Linked DNA regions of Mus musculus: region 2 is linked to region 1. The links are chromatin loops, found by intact Hi-C in ENCODE. Cell type or tissue: left cerebral cortex. All regions are shown on one strand. Each heading gives the region's core, and the rest is flanking DNA. Links, peaks and the distances in the headings are about the cores only.

The links. Hi-C counts contacts between places; a loop is a spot of excess contacts. Peaks named below come from ENCODE experiments on the same cell type or tissue, not always from the same donor. Only the 100,000 strongest peaks of a DNase experiment are listed, where the experiment ranks them.
Region 2: a loop joins it to region 1, with 4 times the contacts of the local background. A loop is called at or near these places in 3 of 42 quality-filtered maps.

Annotation. Positions count from the first base shown.
Region 1 is chr10:74,618,233-74,625,729 of GRCm38, reverse strand. Pcdh15 (protocadherin 15) reads right to left here. Exons shown (of 37, transcript NM_001142742.1): 31 at 4,355-4,531; 32 at 1,307-1,525. Among named protein-coding and RNA genes, the nearest start is that of Gnaz, 350 kb to the left of the region's middle. In left cerebral cortex, for the core only: a CTCF peak has its summit at 3,685 (motif pointing right); a DNase peak (open chromatin) is centred at 3,703.
Region 2 is chr10:73,100,181-73,107,677 of GRCm38, reverse strand. It overlaps a transcript of Pcdh15 not described here. Among named protein-coding and RNA genes, the nearest start is that of A330049N07Rik, 17 kb to the right of the region's middle. In left cerebral cortex, for the core only: a CTCF peak has its summit at 3,805 (motif pointing left); DNase peaks (open chromatin) are centred at 2,891, 3,832, 4,055 and 4,517; H3K4me3 peaks cover 324 bases; H3K27ac peaks cover 545 bases.

The DNA.
Region 1 (7,497 bases), core at 2,639-5,138:
AATGAAAATGGAGAAAGAGTACCAGAGAATAAATGTGGAAATTAGGAACATCAGATTAAATGCAATAATTGATTTGTTAAAGAAACAGAGAAACCCTGTCTCAAACAAAAAAGAAACATATTAAGCTTAACTGTAGCTATCAAACGTTATGTCTGCAACTCCATAGGACCTTTGTGAGGAAAGTATCCATTTACCACCTTCACCTTGAATGTTTCAAGGCGGAATTAACTCACTGGACTCAATTTGAGAGACAGTTGCTTAGAGACTGAAAAGATGGTTACAATGATGATGGGTTTTGATTGTCAGCTTGACACCCATAGGAAGACAGAGTCTCACTGGAGAACTGTGGGTGGTCTAGTTAGAGTTTCCGCCCACTTCTCACAAGCTAGCATCCCCTGAGAAGAAGGCACCACAGCTAGGAAGACTCTACCATCAGATTGCCTGGAGGTAAATCTAAGGGACATTTTCTCCATTAAGGATTGATGTGGGAGAGCCTGGCTCACAGTGGCCAGTGACATTCCTGAGAATGTATGCTTGGCTGTGTTAAGAAAGACAGGGGAACAAGAGCCTGGAAGTAGGCAGAACCCCTCTGCTGTCTGTTTCAGATCCTGCCTCCAGGTTCTTGTCTTGAACTTCAGACCTGGCTTCCCTTGGTTATAGATTATAACTTGTAATCTTTCTTCCCCAAGTTGTTTTTGGTCAGTGTTTTATCTCAGCAAAAGAAAGCAAATTAGGACAGAAAGGTTTCAGTGTCAGAATACATTAGGAACATCTTAATACTTTCCCCTGTAGGTATTTTAAATAATGAATAGCATTTCAACCATTATTTCTTACATCAAGCATTTATGAGAGTTATTCTAGTTGTCCATTATTCACTTTTTGTGGCACCCATAGGGGTCCTCCTCCTCCTTTTAATAAAGTCTTCAATTTTTTTGTCTCTCTCTTTTTTTTTTTCCAGAGCTGAGGACCGAACCCAGGACCTTTCACTTGCTAGGTAAGTGCTCTACCACTGAGCTAAATCCCCAACCCCCTTCATTTTTTTTTTTTAATGACTACCAATAGGGACACATTTCTAATTTCTCATACATTATATCAGGCTGGATGTATGCCCTGCTTACTTCAAATTGCAGGTATTAAAATACTTAAGTTCCTTGACCACTTTCCAGATGTTCAGTAGTTTTGGCACAGGCAGGAAAACACGACAGAGTAGTTACACCATCAATAGTTTGCAAACACTGAAGCTACTTTACCAGGTAGCATCCCGAATACCTTCCAGAGAATATCCACCCAGCAACTGCATACTCACTGTCGGTAGCTTACTAAGACGACCAAGATGGCTGGGATGCAACAGAGGATGATGATGAAGGCCAAGGCCAGCAAGGCCCCTTCTGTGTACCCCAAGCTTTCTCCTCGCTTCTTGATGCTCGTCACTGCCTCAGGTGTCCGAATCTCCAGAATGCGCCCTCCTTCCCCGTAATACGGCTGGAAGTCTTTATTGATATCGAGCAGTTTGCCGTCCAGGAACCTTTTGTTGTGTGACAGATTGAAAAACTAATTATATTCAAAGAGAGAAGGTGATTTGACATTAAAACACATAAGGGGGAGGGGGAATGGGATGAGGAATTATGGGAGGGAAGACTGGGAGGCAATGGCTGGAATGTAAATAAATAAAACAATTAATAAAAAAAGACATCTTTTAAGACTCTGGATTTAAAAAGCAAACTGTGTGTGATGATTAGTATTAATTATTAACTTGAGACCTGGGAAGCAAGTACAGCTGTGAGGGATTGTGTGGGTTAGGGTTAGTCTCTGGGAATGGCTATAAACTGTTGTGTTCTTGGTTTAACGCTTGTAGTATGTTAATTGGGTTCCCAAAATTGCAGGTAGAATACACATGTAAGACTCTGAGGGTCCCTGCCCCTAGTTGGTTTTGGTAAATAAAACTGCTGGCAGTCAATGGCTGGGCAGGGAGACAGAGGTGGGACTTTAAGATTCACCCGCAAGGGGACCAAGAGGGATTTAGAGCTGCCATGCTGGGAAAGGAATAGCTGCCAGGACTGAGAGTTACAGAAGAGTGAGCATAGCAGTCTTGTAAGAGCTGGGGAAGAGCTCCTGTGTTGGTTGCTCTCTTTCAACTGTGGATGCCCTTGATAAGTTCTGTCCACACCCAGCCTCCATGACTACTCTACCACAGGGAACCATAATCGGGTACTGTAAATAACTTTTCTCCAAGTTAAGTTTAGTCTCCTTAAGTTGTTTTTGTCACAGTTATTGACAGAAACTACAGATAATAATTATACACTGCTTACTCTAAGAAGTAAGAAGAAAGGATGTGAACACCCTCATAGTAAACAAACAGGAAGGTTTAAGTAGATAGACAGGCTTATCATCATGACAGGATACAGGAGAAGAGTGTGAGTGTGTTTTTATGTATTAATTAAGCAGAGGAAAATACAAGCTGAGCATGGTGGTACATGCAGCAATCGCTGAGCTGGGGAGGATGAGACAGAGAACCACCAGGCAGTTGATAGCCCTTCCATGAAAGAATCCCAGTGGCCCCATCAGCCAATAGAGTCTACCTGTTTTCCTAACTAAAATTTCCATGTGACAATATAAGGTAATTAAAATGCTTGTGTTTGTCTCTCCTCTCTGAATCACATACACACACACACACACACACACACACACACAATATATATATATATTTAAGATATGTATTTTAAAGAATATATTAAGATATGTAACATGTATAATATATAGTATATTTCTTAAAATAATATTATACATATATATGTATGTATATATACACATATATACTCATATTATATATGAGGTTCAAACCCAGAGACAGGCATTATGTCCAGGAATCTGGTAATAAATTTGCTAACTATTATTACTAGTTTTGTTTTCTATCTTTGAACTAAAGAATATACACACAGACACACACAGACACACATAGACACACATAGACACACACACACACACAGACAAAGACAGAGAGAGACAGAACCAGAGGAGATGTTCAGATTTCAGATAATAAAAATTGAGAGAAAAATCTTATTGTCCATGGCTGAGCATTATTTATAAGCAACAATTATCATACCTTGGTATATTTTGGTAAAGCTAAATTTCCATTCCTGTAGTTTTAATGCTAAAATCTACATTTTTGGTCTTGGAGTGTGAGCATGTGTGCTTACAAATAAGCCATAAAGTACTTATGAAAAGTTCATAGGCTTCAAAAGTCTACAGTTTACTCAAATAGTTCCAGAAAATTCTAAATGCCTAATTTTATCTCTTCAAAAAATTAATTTCATTTTCTATGTTCTTTTGTGGTTTGCTCTTCTAGATATTTTATCCTAAATTTTCATGAATGCTGTTAAATTACATCCCAACCATTTTTGTCTTTACCACCAGTTAGCATCCTTAAAATGCAGACACATATCTTTTTCTAAAATCTTGTGATCTATTACCAAAATTAAAACAAAATTATATGGAACATAAAGGAGGCTGGTAGGTTAAAAAAATCTAGGGGAAGTTCTATTAAGAACAACTGTCAGAAATAAATGTATGAACCTGCTTTTAAAGTCTCATATGAACTGTGTTTACATATGACTACATATCGATGTACATTTTAAATTAAAATGAAGTTTAAGTAAAACATCTTCCCAACGATCTTCAGGACACTAGATGTCACTAGAGTCCAGCAAAAAACTGGATGAAGAATTAAGGGAATTAGAACAACAGTCAATGGAATCTATGTAATAACATTCTATTTAAGATTTCAGCCTTTCTTTCCTGGTTTTGTTTCTTTTCTTCTTCTTCTGTACTCTACTGCCTTGTCCCCTTCCTCCTAGTTCCCTCCCCCTCTGCCCTTTCCCATCCTCCTCTTCCTCCTCCCCCTTTTCCTTCGGATCCCCACATCCCTTTCTCTTTTTCCTTTGGATTCTGCTTTAATACATAATGTAGAGCTCCATGACAGTGATTTTTCCTTTACTTAACTCTTCTGATTCAGGACATGAGATGGGTTTGTTTGTTTGTTTGTTTTTCTCTTACCATAGAGTTGTATGGAAGAAAGCTCAGTTTCTTCCTAACCTTCAAACCGGCTGAAGTCCTTGAGGCAATCACCTCACTAGGAGTCTATTTCCTTTTCAACAGCCTCTTGAATCAAGAGTGTGGAGTTCCTTTGCAGAGGTCTCAAAGTGCTGTTTTGGTCCTGACTTCAGCAGAGTCCTGTTGCCCCGGAGGCTCCTGACCCCAGTCCAGCCCACGCAGGATTTCGGTTATCCGTAAATAAGAATCACCTATAGGTGCTATTGTTCCCACATGGAGGTGAAGTGCAATAAAAACCACTTACTTAAAAAGCTCATTTCTGTCGATGGCTCTGTTGGTCTGCGGGTCGATGGCATAGACAGTCAGGTCGCACTTGCTATAGTCTTCTAGGGAGTAGGCGTCTCCATGGCGACGGGCACCTATGGACTCCACCACAACCTTGGCACCAGGAATTTGCTCCTGAACGTAGCGATCCAAAATCCTAAATATAAAATAACACATAAATATGACATTCTGATGGACTTAGTGACGGGATAAAAAAGCAATCCTCTACCTGAAATGACATTTAGTAAATGACAGCTGGTTTTCACTAATGTTTACTGGAAAATGCCTATATGGGTTTTCGACGTTCAATTCCCAATGGTGCTAGAAGCTGAGTTTGAAAAGAGGTTATTTATCAACCATGTGCTGTTTTTAAGTCTCAAATCCTGAGTTTATGACATCATTTGAGTATTTACCTGGCTCGTGGAAAATGTCATCTATAGAAATGAAGCAGGAATTTAGGAATCACAGGACACTGGGACTCTCCACCCACGTTATATCATAAATGACGCCTCTACAGGAGTGTCTGACACTCCCAACATGGTGGACGAATAGGACACCCATTTCCCCAGGGTTATAAAGATCCTCAGAACATAGTCGCAATGGAAGAATATAGACAATTTTTGTGAGTTTACAAGATTAAATATTGCATGAAAATCTCAGAAGCTAGCTACAAAAAATAAAAGAAATTTAAAGAAGTGTTATTATCTTATATGGAAAAAGAAATAATTAAAAGAAAAATAGAAATAATGTTAGCCATTAGATCATTTCTTTAAAGTATAACTTTTCTCTAGTTCTATAACTTGCTTTTAATTGGGAATACCTATTATTAACATTTGTTATTTCCTATATTCCTATAAATAGAAATTCTTTAATAACTTTATTATTAAAACATTATATCATTAAACACTTGTAGAACACATTAGGGTATATATCAAAGACTTATATTTAAATGGAAATGTATTAACAATAACCATATATGGCAACTCCTTTTGAGGCAGTGTCTCACTGTGTACCATAGGCAGACTTAAAGCTCAATCCATAGAACACAGTCTTTTCACACAGAAATCCTTCTTAACCCAAAATACCATAATTCTTACATCTTTTCAACATATTTTCTTTTCTACTTACTGGCTCCCTTTCATTTTATGTTCTTTTATGTTATATAGAGAGACATAGGGAGATTAACAAAGTTAGCATCTTAGTAAAAAAAATTTGAATTCAGTGTATGTGTGTGTATATGTGTGTGTGTGTGTGTGTATATATATATATATATATGAAACATAATGTGTCATGATATTGTCTCTGTGCATATTATCATACTATGAAGCTTTGTAAGTTTCCAGGAAACACCCAAAGAAAATACTAGGCAGTAAAATACCTTTTCACGCTTTGTAGAGTCTAGAGAATAGTCTGCAGCAGCAGGCCTTGCTTTTGATTTTGAGTGAGTGCAAACATCAGATAATGAAGAACAACAAGAACACAGACACCCGTCCTGTCCACGCCAGCACCAGGGTACCTTGGGCGCAGAGTCTGCGGACACCCACAAGGTACCCACAGGACCATCCAAGGAATCTTAAGACCTCTGGTGAGTGGATCACAACTTCTGCCAGGAGACAGGTTTGAACACCAGGTATCTGGGCACCTTCCCTGCAAGAGGAGAGCTTGCCTGCAGAGAGTACTCTGACCACAGAAACTCAGGAGAGAGCTAGTCTCCCAGGGCTGCTGATAGAGGCTAACAGAATCACCAGAGGAACAATCTCTAACCAGAGACAAGTATAACAACTAACTCCAGAGATTACCAGATGTGAAAGGCAAACGTAAGAATCTTACTAACAGACCAAGACCACTCACCATCATCAGAATCCAGCATTCCCACCCCACCCAGTCCTGGGCACCCCAATACACCCGAAAAGATAGTCCCTGATTTAAAAGCATATCTCATGATGACGGTAGAGGACATCAAGAAGGGCTTTAATAACTCACTGAAAGAAATACAGGAGAACACTGCTAAACAGGTAGAAGACCTTAAAGAGGAAGCACAAAAATCCCTTAAAGAATTGCAGGAAAACACGGCCAAACAGGTGATGGAATTGAATAAAACCATCCAAGACCTAAAAAGGGAAGTAGACACAATAAAGAAAACCCAAAGTGAGGCAACGCTGGAGATAGAAAACCTAGGAAAGAAATCTGGAAACATTGATGCGAGCATCAGCAACAGAATACAAGAGATGGAAGAGAGAATCTCAGGTGCAGAAGATTCCATAGAGAACATCGGCACAAAAATCAAAGAAAATAGAAAATGCAAAAAGATCCTAACTCAAAACATCCAGGAAAATCAGGACACAATGAGAAGATCAAACCTACGGATAATAGGAGTGGATGAAAATGAAGATTTTCAACTTAAAGGGCCAGCAAATATCTTCAACAAAATTATAGAAGAAAACTTCTCATACCTAAAGAAAGAGATGCCCATGAACATACAAGAAGCGTACAGAACTCCAAATAGACTGGACCAGAAAAGAAATTCCTCCCGACACATAATAATCAGAACAACAAATGCACTAAATAAAGATAGAATATTAAAAGCAGTAAGGGAAAAAGGTCAAGTAACATATGAAGGCAAGCCTATCAGAATTACAGCAGACTTTTCACCAGAGACTATGAAAGCCAGAAGATCCTGGACAGATGTTATACAGACACTAAGAGAACACAAATGCCAGCCCAGGCTACTATACCCAGCCAAACTCTCAATTACCATAGAAACCAAAGTATTCCACGACAAAACCAAATTCACACATTATCTTTCCACGAGTCCAGCCCTTCAAAGGATAATAACAGAAAAGAAGCAATACAAGGACGGAAATCATGCCCTAGAACAAGCAAGAAAGTAATCCCTCAACAAACCAAAAAGAAGACAGCCACAAGAACAGAATGCCAACTCTAACAACAAAAATAATAGGAAGCAACAATTACTTTTCCTTAATATCTCTTAATATCAATGGACTCAATTGCCCAATAAAAAGACAGACTAACAGACTGGCTACACAAACAAGACCCAACATTCTGTTGCTTACAGGAAACCTATCTCGGGGGAAAAAGACAAACACTACCTCAGAGTGAAAG
Region 2 (7,497 bases), core at 2,373-4,872, 1.5 Mb after region 1:
TAATGTTCAACAAGCGTAATGATGTAAAGCAAATACATTTCCCAAAGAAGGCCGAGATGATTTTATTCATTTCAGTATTTATTGTACTTATTGTAGCCATTCAAGGCCACAGAAACAATGTACAACCTAAAAGTGCCCTCCATTCACTAATGTGTCTCTTCCAATTTTAATTGAAGTAGACATTCAGTTGGGAAAATTCAACCAGGAGATTTTGTTTTTCTGTTGCCTGCTCCTGGGGTTTAAAGCAGGTGTGTTTGATGCAGTGTTTTGCGATCTGTCAAAGCTGGAATATCCCTATATGGTCCTCTGTATTTTTATTTAAATATGTGTTAATGTATATGGACCCCTGTATGGTACATTCAACTGTCAACAGTTCATATGCATTTCATATTTTTTTCCTCCTGATCTCCTTCCAAAACAGCTATTCAAAACGTTCAGTGAAACTCTCTGTTAAAACACAAACATACACACATAACTTGAATTCTTTTCCAGAAGGCTTAAGGCATTCCTAAGGTAGACACAGGAAGAAAGCAGGTCTAAGATAAATTTCAGAACAGCCTTGGAGTCAGTTAGCCTAACTACTGGCCCTGTACCCTTAACTCCTGTACCCTTAACTCATATCTATGGACGGCTGTACCGGGAAGGACTGAGCCCTGTGGCAGCCCGGTTGGTCTGAGGAATGCGCAAGAAGAGAGAAATGCCTGCCCTGGTGACAAACTGGAAAGGATTTTTGAATTCACAGAGCAGAAAGGAGCTCAGTGGAGTGTGGGTTTCCGTTCAAAATAAATGTGTCCGTGTTCAAAACACAACCGCGGGCCTCAACAGGCACTCTGTCTGCCTTCCATATTTTATTACATCACCTCTTCAGAGATGACACCCTGCAACCAGGCACCGAGACGCAGGAGCAAGGTCTCAAACCCACCTTGTTGCTGACTTCCATGGTGAAAATAGGGATCTCTGCCATTAGTGAGAAGCACGTGACACCTCCAAGCACTGAAAGCCTAAGTTCGCAAGGTGAAACGTTTTTTGTTTTTTGTTTTTTTAAAGATAATGCCAGAGAAAACGTTTTCAGAATTGAACATTCCTGCGGGCAAAATGCTATCATATCCTGGTAGAGCTGAGTTGGGTAAAATTGATGCAAACTCATAATATTATAAATGGTGCCGTTTATTTGAAATCCCACCGTGAGCCTTTCCAACATGGCAGTCAGAGAGAGTGTCTGACTTCTTGATGGAAATCTTCCTAACAAGAAAACTTTGGGCAAAGATTATAAATAATACTTAACTTTTGATTCTTATAGCTGGGGAGATAAAAATGTCTCCGGATGGTGGATACATGCGTACATATATCATGTAATATACGATACATATATATCTTATAATACATATATATTGTTTGTGTGTGATCTATCTTTGAGAGCTAGGCCTGCAATATTTTATAAATATAAAAATAAAGTATGCCAGAGCCAGAATGATAGCTTAGCATTTAAGAGCGCTCACTATTCTAAGGGAACAGTTGAGTTTAGTTTCCTGTTCCAACTCAAGCCACCAGTAACACCAGCTCCAAGGGAACCACTGCCCTCTTGTGGCGCCTGTAAGCACTGCACTCACATTCACATAGGCCCACACAGACACACAAACCAAGTTAAAAATAAATCCTTATGAAGCAATACTTGTTTGTAAATTAAAATATTTTGAGACATACCTCAGACCCTTCACTATGCATAAAAAAGCACACATTTCCACATGAAGAATGGTATTAAACCCAGTGGCCACATTTAATATTTGCTCTAGCTACAAAACTGCTACAATTTAAATATAAAGATCATCACGGTTGTTTTCAGTGAAAAATGTGCACATATCCTCGAGGGTAACACAGATCCCTCATTTTCGTTTTTTAAAATCAATTATAACCTGAATTTTTGGAAGTGTGATGTTAGTGATGGACTTGTGATCCCCAGATGTTACCGCTATGCCACGCCTAACTCGTGGAGTTTAGCACACACCACATTTAATACAGTATAAAACTCCATGCCTGACAGAGTTGCGCACCTTCTTCCAAACATTACTATTTGGATTTTTAGCAAGTTTGTTCATAGAAGAAGAAAATATGATATGTTTGATTGTAAAAATATAGCCTCAGATTAGATGGCTTCACAATATAAGAAAAAAAATCTATGGAATCTTGAACAAAAGCCTCTTACTTTGTAGCAGTGAGGAGAAATAAAGAGGTTATCAATCTGGGAGCAGTGGGGGCCTGGGAGGGTTCTGCGGAGAGTGTAGCTGGGAGGATCCGGACAGGAAAGGGAGAGGGAATTGTGTAATTCTATTTACATAAAAAACATTTTAAAAGAGAAAACACACACACACACACACACACACACACACACAACCCACAAGCCATCATTTTATTTATACAATTGACCAATTCCAGGCATTTTGCTAAGGTGGTCAGGGAGAAGTACCTCTTAGAAGAAAAATATATTTTAGTTCTAAGTTTTATAGCTACTGGTTGTAATGGGGAAAGTTGCTTTTCACCTACAATCAGGTTTCCAGTTAGCAATACATAAAGCACCCCCCCAACAGGCAAATGAAGTTCAAGAAAATACAAGGCAAATGCCCTTCGCTTCTCTCAAAGAAAATAGAGTCAACCCTGACACCCTGTCTCCTGATGCACGGTGGTCTCAAGCCTTGCTACAGTGATTTCTTCTAGTCTGACCCCTCTAGACCCAAGCAGTCTGTAGGAAAATAAAGAGAGATTGAAAGGCAACCCACCACCATGGTCTTCAGTTCTCTGAATATAACCATTGGCAATATTCTACTCCTCTTGCTCAAATCTGGGTTTTCACGAGTGTTCTCATTTCCTATTTTAGCCCAAAGGCTTCAGATGAGCTCAAGCCTTCTAGGGATGGGCTGTGAAATCCACAAACATCCAACAGTCTCAACAGCTGCTGGAATGTGCAAGTGACTCGCTGGTGGTGATAAACTGCTCATTGTTCTTACTGAGCAACTGAACACCTCAAAACAGACGCATGCTAAGATTTATCCTTTTTTTTTTCTAGTTGATATCTTTAAAAGTGCAAAGCAATCCTGTTCATGGATGTGCTATCGTATTATTTTAAGTGGATACATACAGTTTTGAGGTAGCATGTATGAGCCCAATGTAAACACGGAGGGGCATGTTTGAGGGGTCGTTTTAGTTGTAAGAACCTAAAAGAGAAAGGACAGCACATACGACATTATAATCGATTGAGAACTGGAACGGGCATTCCTTATAGATTCAAAGTCGTGTTAAGAAATCCCCTGAGGCTAGAAAGACCGTTCAGTGGTTGGAAACCCTTGCTGCTCTTGCAGAGGACCTGAGTTCAGTTCCCAGCACCCACTTTGGGTATCTCATAGCCATCTGTTACTACAGCTTCAAAGTAGCTGTAGCTTTAACTACTATTTTTAACCTCAGGCAAGTGATATTCACTCTCTATCACACACATCACACACATACACACATAAATATGATAATTCGTATCAAAAGAAAAATTCCATCTGCTAACGAGACTGAACTGATTTAAAAAAAATCCAGATTTCATCTTCTCACAGATGAAGTTTAAGAAAAAGAAAAGCATTGTCAACAGGAGACAATGAGATGCCCTACCCAATATCTATTAGTTGGAAGTTATATATAACAATAATCTTTCATTCTTAGAGAAAACTCCCATGTCACCATTGCCATAAATTCAGTTTAAGATGTTTCAGAACGGATATTTTCAGAAGCGTAGGCATCACAATAGCGCCACCATGTGGCAGTTCTCTCTCACCCCATGGGTGGAGGTGGAAGGAGCTTCTGGATACCCCAAACACAAGCTCTTTCATATTATATACATGGAAGGGGACCCACTTGGTCATCAGAGCTGCCTCTCTACTTAAGCCACTTTACTAAGGCAGGAGTGCTGGCGGCTGGGCACTAGGATCCAATCGTCTTATCACTTCTCACACCAGCGATGCGGTTCAGAGGAAGAAAAGGCAGTTCTTTCTTTCTGCCTTGCTAGGATGATGTTAATTCCCTCCGTAATTTCCTTGACAGACTTCCAGCTTCCTAGAGTTTCTTCGAGCACCACCTACACACATATCTAAAGCGGTCTCTGGAGGTTCAACAGAACAGAAACACAAAGCTCAAAAGTAAGCTTACAATCCGAGTGACTCTGAAAAGATACCGTTTCATGAGAGCGCAACAGCTACTTCCAAAAAGTAAAATCAAGATGCACATAGATTCAAGAGCAGGCAACCAAGCCTCAGGTAGAGCATATGACACTCTGGGAAAAGCCATTTGAGCAAAGGGGCATACGTACATGCATGCATACATACATACATGGACGTGTGCATGCTCACATGCAAGTGCACACACATGCCCAAGTACTATTCTTGTTTTCACATGTTCTGCTGTCTTGTTGCTCTTGTATAACATCTTCAGTGGTAGAACTCTACAAATGCCTGTAGTTGACAAAATATGTATTCCACAAAAGGAGTGTTCCTTAAGAAGGCAGCCCGTGATGACTAGCTTTGACATCACTCAGCCAATGCACAGCACACAGATAGAACACCAGGGCACACAGTGGCAGTCTCCTTTGGGAGGAGAGGGGAAGGTCTGAGGAGTTTCATGAAAATGTCAAACAGACCACAGAAACACCAGCATGTCCAGTTATCTTTAAAGCATTCTCCTTACTTCGGCCGTGCCCTCCTAAAGCTTTATTATAAATGGAAGCAACATTCCTAGAAAAAAAAAACCTGTTTTCTGGGATTTTAAATATATACTTTGTTTGGATATGGCCATGAAACTATTTTTCACTATTAAGAAAATATAAAAATAATCAATGTTAAAGGAATTTTAAAAGATGTTCTTACTCAATAAAAAGTAATTCACAATCCTTGCTTCCAGTTATTACATAATCATTTTCATCAATACATTGATCAAATTATCATCTCATCGGACTTCTCAATACATTGGTAGCGTTATCATCATCCATATGTAGCTTAAGTTACCATCTACCCAGACTCATCCATACACTGATGTTGTAAAAAATAAAAATAAAGGCATAAACTGAAAGTTGTTAAACATGATGATAAATTAGCACCGGAGGATAATCATCCCCCACAGAAGACTCCATGGCATGGGGTGAGAGAAGGCAAGGTAGACTCGGGAAGGTAAGAGTGTGCTAGGAACACACCAGCCGACCTTCCCTCATGGAAAACACATCCAGAGACACTAAGCCTGCAGTGATCACAGGCCGTTTCTTGAGTTAGGACACTGGTGTCACCCAAGATGCTAAACCAAAGCCAGTGAAACAGAAAGTCCTGAACCTCCATGTTAGTGTCCAGTTCTCAGTCAACCTCAGGAATAAACATTTAAGGAAATAAGCACTCCACTTGAGGAATTGATTCCTGAGGACAAACCATTGATTTGGAAAGGGATTACTGCAAAGGAGAAGTTGTTTTCTTGGGAGGCTCAACTCGCTTCTGAAGTGAAGATCTGCCCTCGGAGATAGAGATGTCTCTCCAAGAGATCTCACATAAAGCTGACTCCTGATGAAGATAACTCATGCTATGCAGTGCTTGTGTGTGCTTGCACATAGGTAGGAACACGGGTGCGTATGTGCACGTGCACACACAGAAACACACACACACACACAATGCTCACACATCCACCGTTTCAAATCGTGCTTCAATTTCCTTCTCTTTACGGCAGCCCAACTCACCCTTAGTATACAGTTCATGTTTCTAACTTAGCATGACTTCCTGACTTCCGCTAAATTCTACTCTTCCTACCTCTGTGGAATCCCGCCTGCCCCTTCCGTAGGACGCAGCTGACTCCTTTACTCCTTATTCACAGGGGACTCCACTATTGCAGTCTCCGTAACTTCCTTAGGGAACCCCCTAACTCTGAATTGCCCTGTGAGGAAGAGCCCAGGAGCAGAAGGCCAGGGGTTTGGAAACTGACTGCGGTTTGTGAGTCATGGGAGAAAAGCAAAAGGAATGGGTGTTGTGTTGAGAGAAGAGAGAGAGAGAGAGAGAGAGAGAGAGAGAGAGAGAGAGAGAGAGAGAGAGAGAACGCACAGGAGTGGGGTCGGTCGGGGGGGAGCAGGAGAAAGAGAGAGAGAGAGAGAGAGAGAGAGAGAGAGAGAGAGAGAGAGAGAGAGAACGAACAGACCAGGGAAGGATACTTAGAGGGAGGAGGGGGGCCGAAAGGTTGAAAAGCCAGATCTTGGACTTCCTGCCTCTGCCTTACAGGACATCTTGGAATTGACAACACATACATGAGGAAGTTGGATAAACTCGTGCAACATTATTCTATTACCACAAATGACATTGGAAATGAATTGTAACAGCCGTCTCTCCGTGGAGCCAACCACGGCAAGCCTGGAATACTAACCGGTTCATTTATTTCAGTGATTACCATCTGTAGTTTCAAAAGCACCAAACCCTGGTTTTCCAAAAGCCATCCTCTTCAAGTTAACTCTATCATTCCATCCGGTCTCTCCACCTGGGTAATTTTTTTTTAAACAAAGACTTTATATTTGCTCCCCCCCCCACACACACACACTGTAAAGAATGTCATTTGTTAAAGTATAGCAGTCCTTTGGATCATTTGGGGGCCACTCATATTTTTAGCTGCTATTCCAAGAGTCCAACTGGCTTATGCACTCTGCAGGAACTTCTACCATGTCTAAACTGCAGTCAGAGATATGTAGTCTGATTTTACCACACACTTAGTTACTTGACTGAGAGGGTTCTGATTTTTGTTTTTAATTTAATAAAATAAAACTTTATACAAGTCAGGAAACAACCGAGGTTATCATCATGTCTGTCCTCTGCACGTTGAAGTGTGTGCGTGTGTGTCTGAGAGAGAGAGAGAGAGTCAGAGAGAGAGAGTCAAAGAGAGAGAGAGAGAGAGAGAGTATAAACACACTATGTCCTTTATTCTACCCTTCTGAAAAGCTGCATCTTCCTTCTGCCTACAAGCATGGAAGCCTTCAGCCCCCATTGGCTTCATTTGGACATTAAGAAAACTTGCTACTAGGAAACTTTTGGGGGAGAAGGGAGGATGCTGAGCTGTGGTAGCCGTTGTATATGACAGGGACATTTATTTCCCATAATTCTTGCCCACGGGAAACACATCCTTTAATAAACTACATCAAATCAAGTTAGACATCATCCAAATCTCAAGGTATCAACTTCTCCCGGAAGCTGAAGAGCCCCCCCCCCCCCCCCAGCTCAGGGCCACTGAAGGATTTAGCACTAGGCATTCTGGTGGGAGGTGGAGGTCGCGGTCCCTGCGGGGTCCTGGGTCCCCAGAGTCTCCAAGAGGAGAGGTGAGCAAAGAGAAGAGGGAGAGAAGCTGGTTGCAGGAAACCAGACACGCTTTTGAATTCTGAGCTGGGCCTGAGAGTCAGGATCCCACCCCCTTGCCTACCTTCAGGCTCCAGCGAGCACCGCGGCGTCCTCCCTC